2 separate regions of the Homo sapiens genome follow, and region 2 is linked to region 1. Evidence: read pairs that join two places in POLR2A ChIA-PET (ENCODE). Cell type or tissue: Panc1. All regions are shown on one strand. Region 1 overlaps CUBN (cubilin). Region 2 overlaps CUBN (cubilin).

Evidence for each region. Peaks named below come from ENCODE experiments on the same cell type or tissue, not always from the same donor. Only the 100,000 strongest peaks of a DNase experiment are listed, where the experiment ranks them.
Region 2: POLR2A ChIA-PET joins it to region 1 with 5 read pairs; 2 of 35 experiments call an interaction of 5 or more read pairs at or near these places.

What each region holds. Positions count from the first base shown.
Region 1 is chr10:17,083,498-17,085,997 of GRCh38, forward strand. CUBN (cubilin) reads right to left here. Exons shown (of 67, transcript NM_001081.4): 16 at 2,100-2,262; 17 at 774-964. Among named protein-coding and RNA genes, the nearest start is that of CUBN, 45 kb to the right of the region's middle. In Panc1, no CTCF peak of the experiment used is centred here; no DNase peak of the experiment used is centred here; H3K27ac peaks cover 2,064 bases.
Region 2 is chr10:16,859,687-16,862,186 of GRCh38, forward strand. All of the region lies in intron 59 of CUBN (cubilin), which reads right to left. Among named protein-coding and RNA genes, the nearest start is that of RSU1, 44 kb to the left of the region's middle. In Panc1, no CTCF peak of the experiment used is centred here; no DNase peak of the experiment used is centred here.

The DNA of each region.
Region 1 (2,500 bases):
TCCGTCTCAAAATAAATAAATACATACATACATACATACATACATACATACTGCTGTAGTGCTATGGTCAATGCACTTCAACTAAGTCTAGCTAGATCTTATGCTAAAGTTCTGTTTCCTCTGTCTAAATGTAGAAAGAAGAGGACAGGAGGTCACATAGGTTTTTCCTGGATGAATAAATGGATTTAACTTGCACAAACAAACAAAATTGTAAATTCTTCTCTAGTTTATGTAAAATGATTATGCCCAAAAAAACAATGTTTTATCTTGCTCAACACTTTAATTTGTGGCTTGACCAATAATTTAGCATAAGAAATACCAGGCCCAGCAAACAAAAACAGCCTGTCTCTGTTTCAAATATTCCCTGTATTACAATCATTACCCACACTTAAATCAAAATTAAAGATTTCTGGAGGAGAGCAAGCAGAATAAAGGAAGGAAAAACCCTAACCTCCAAAACAAGGGTCATTCAACACTTAAACTTTATTACCACTTGACTAGCTGGGTCATCTGGGCAAATCCCTTCACTTCCCTGGGTTGAGTTCTTTCCTGTATTAATTATTCTAGATAATAAATCTGTATCTTATTAGTACATCCTATCAGCCTTATTTGCCTGCACCTTAGTCATTAGAGCTTAGTTATTATTGTATTTCTAACAAGCTCTCAGGTATTCTGGCTGCTGGTGGCCCAACAATCTTTTGAAGACCACCACTCTGCAGAATATAAAAATGTTGATGAATGTCATCTAAGGGCGATTGAGTAGTGAAAGTTACCTCAATGTAATTCTGAGAACTGTCACTCTGGCATTGCAGCTCCACGTGGGTGAAGTTGATTTGTATTTGTTCTCCCTGGGGCTGCTTCATCATATAGACGCATTGCCTGGTGTGAGTGAAAGGCCCAGACAACTCAGGCAAGAAGAGTTCACCCTCTGGGTCCGTGTAGTTCCCACCACAACGCAGATCCGCTAAGAACAGGGAAGAGACGAACAGGTCATGGCAATGGCATTGCTCTGGCTTGCAGGCATTGGATCCAATTTCTAAAAATTTACCCACACACACACACACACAAGCACATATCCATTTTATTCACCCTCTATAGGCTTGTGCCTCTAATTTTAAGATTTTCAGTTTGATGTGTTGTGGGACATCTCTGTAGTGGCTTAAAGAAATAGATGCAGAGATGTGTGATCTAGCTTCCAATCTGCCATTCTCTTCTATAAGTTGCTTTTTAAATACATTAATGCTCTGCTTCATTTCAATAAGATTTGAGATGGTTATTAAAAACATGTAACAAAATAAACTACATAACTGTATACATGAAGCAGATTAAAGAAAAAATGAATACAGAATAGCAAGATGTAGCCAGGGGGAGTTGATTTGCACGGAAAACAATTGAAAGGGGAACAGGAGGTTGGCACCAGATTCCGTGGAAAGAAAAGGAAATGAAGAAAGGGGACAAGTAAAGATGTTCTTTGTTACTCTTCCTGATATTGAAACTTAAAAGGTACTTTTTCTGAGAACATTTATTAAGGGCACAATAATAGATGTCATAAACAAAATCCTCCACTTCCCTAAAAAAATCCAAATCATAGAGTATTTCCTGTGTTTTGTTGTTTGTTTGTTTTAAGGTATCAAAGCAACTGAGGTCCTAACAGCTAATAGTATTTGGCTGGAAGTGAAGCTCTAGAGTCTGGGACACTGTGATGCTGGAAGCCAGCCCCAGCCCCTGTGCAGCTGGACTTGACCCGAGGATAAAATCCAGAGAGACTGCACTGCTCGCATGCACAAACCTCTCTCACAACTAAACATCAAACACCACGAGGGACCTGGTGCCCTGAATTATTTAAGTTTGGGTGCCTCATACATCTTTATCATGATGTGGATCCCATAATTTAGGGATCAAAGGGTATTGCAGTATTAATAATAGAGCATTGGGAAGATAAAGAAAAAATATGAAGCTATGAGAGAAATATTTATAAAGAAATGTTCTTGGTCTAAGACAGTCAGTCATCCTCTGAATCACATTAAAATATAAAACAGATGTAAGCATAGCATTGGCCTTCAAATCCCTCTTAAGCCCCCAACTGGTAGGTTACTTACAAGGTGATGTTAAGTAGGTGATATGGAAGCCTTGGTCACTAATCTGGGAGTCTGAATGGAAGTGAATTCTGGCAAAGGGGCCAGTAGTCTGGAGCGGTGGGACAGAGAAAGTGGTGCAGAACTTCCCAAGAAGGGGGTCCTGATACAAAGGACCATCTCGAATCTAAAACAAAAGGATGAATCATTAAGCTCAAAGTGGTCAGATTTTTAACAAACTAGGTCACTTTGGATATTAACTTCATAAAATCTATCATTTAAAAGTGATCGCTCAAGGAAGTTTCCCCATCACATCCAAATGTAACTCATGGCTGAGGTTCAGCAAAGTGTGTCTCCTTCTCCCATCACCCCAATGCCTTCTCTCTGTCTGAATTTTTTTTTTTTTTTTTTTGAGATGGAGTCTT
Region 2 (2,500 bases), 220 kb before region 1:
TTTTACCAGAAGATCTCCAATGAAAGAAACATAAAAGAGAGGTCTTCCAAAAGAAATACATTAATCCCATATGGAAGCATAGAATTTCAGGAAGAAAAGAAAAATAACAGCAAGGGTAATTTTACATTATTAGTAATTGTATAAAACAATAAAAATGTTTTGTGTACCTATTATGTACGTAGAATTAAAATACTTGGCATAGATAGCACAAAAGACAGGAAGTGGGTAAGTGGGTTTAAAATGTTCCAAGGTCCTTGGATTGATTATTGATTATAACATGATAAAAGTATCAACTTTAAATTAGATTCTAACATATTAAGGTTGAATACTGTAATCTCTAAGGTAACTACTGAAACAAGAGTCACAGGATGTATAAATAATAATTTTAAAAGGGGAGTAATAAAAAAGTGATTAATTTTAAAAAGAAAAGATAGTTAAAGGAAAACAAAAAGAAGTGGGACAAACAAAACACAAATAGTACAAAGGTCTATCTAAAACTAATATTGTTAGTAATTTTATCAGATATAAACACATTAAATTCTTCAATAGAAAGGCATAGCCAAACAAAAGCCAAATATATTCTTCAGGATAGAGACAAGTTGAAAATAAAAGGGTTTAAAAACATATCACGCAAATATGAATCAAAAGAAAGCTATGGAAGTTATACTAAATCAGAACAAGTAGAAATTAAGGCAAAAAGCATTTAAAAACGTTGTTACATAATGGTATCAGTCAATCCACTAGAAAGATATAATAATTATAAATGTACATGTGCCACATTATATGGCTTCAAAATAAAAAAGAGCAAAACTCCAGCCAAGATGTTTCTACTGAGCTTCTAACTCTCTTATCTGACTACCTACTGATCACTAGCTGGATATCCTAAAGGCATCAAATTCTCCAGACAAAACCCAACATTTTTATTATTTTATTCTGCAAAGCACTGTCCTCTCCTAGTAATTTTCTATTTGAATAGTGGTGTCACAAGACATTGTCCAGAAACCTTAGGAGCATTATTATTTCTTCTTCCCAAGCTGCTTCTCTCAAATGGAACACTGTGTTATTGATTCTATATCTTGAGGATTTCTCCTTTCAGTCTCTTTCTTTATTTTCATGGTACCACTGCTCTTATCATCCCATGCCTAAACTATTGCAATACTTTTCTAACTTTTTCCCTGGAATGCTGCTTCAAAACATCATCCCCACAGGTGCTGGGATGTGCTTTCTAAAATAAATCTGACCAGATGATAGCACGCTCCAGCTCAAAACAATGACTGGCTCCTCTTTGCACATGATACAGAGCCCTCCATGCCTGGCCTTTGCATATCTCTCCTCTCTCAGCACCTATTGTTCTCTGCCTTATGCCCCAAAGCATTACCAATGTTCAGGTTAGCTGGCATCCATTGAAATGGGATGCACCTGTAACTTTGTGCATGTGTTTTATTTCTCCATAGATTGTCCATTTTCCCAATGAATGCCTTTTTTTTTTTTTTGAGATAGAGTTTCACTCTGTCACCCAGGCTGGAGTGCAGTGCTGTGATCTCCACTCACTGCAACCTCTGCCTCCCAGGTTCAAGGGATTCTCCTGCTTCAGCTGCCCGAGTAGCTGGGACTACAGGTGTGTGCCACCAAGCCTAGCTAATTTTTGTATTCTTTGGTAGAGATGGGGTTTCACCATGTTGGCCAGGCTGGTCTCAAACTCCTGACCTCAGGTGATCAGCCCGCCTCAGCCTCCCAAGCGCTGGGATTACAGGCGTGAGCCAGCATGCCTGGCCAATGAATGCCTTCTTATCCTTCCAAAATAATACTATTTATAGCTAAAAATTCTCGCATGTGAAATGAGTGACAAGTATTTTCTAATTTAATCACTGAACCCTATAAGGTCATTATTATTAGTGTACTGTTTTTACAGATAAAAAAAAAAATCAAGACTCAGAGTGGATAAGTAAATTGTCCAAGATCGACCTCAATGAGATGTACAAACTGAGTTTGAATCTGGGATGTGATGCTCCACGTTTACCCTCTTACCCACTGCACCATAATTCAGGACTCACATTCTCTGAGGTGCATCCTCTAACAGTCCTGTGTCCTTTCTTCCACGGAACATCCAAGTACCATAGATCCCTTCTTTCTTGCTTCCAGTGCCCTTTTGCATACATTTCTGTTAAAAAGAATCCCTGGGGGCTGGGCGCAGTGGCTCACACCTGTAATCCCAGCACTTTGGGAGCCTGAGGAGGGTGGATCATGAGGTCAGGAGTTCGAGACCAGCCTGACCAACATGGTGAAAGCCCGTCTCCACTAAAAATACAAAACTTAGCCAGGCGTGGTTGCATGCGCGGGTAATCCCAGCTACTCAAGGGGCTGAGGCAGGAGAATTGCTTGAACCTGGGAGAAGGAGGTTGCAGTGAGCGGAGATCACGCCATTGCACTCCAGCCTGGCAACAGAGTGAGACTCCGTCTCTCTCTCTCTCTCTCACACACACACACACACACACACACA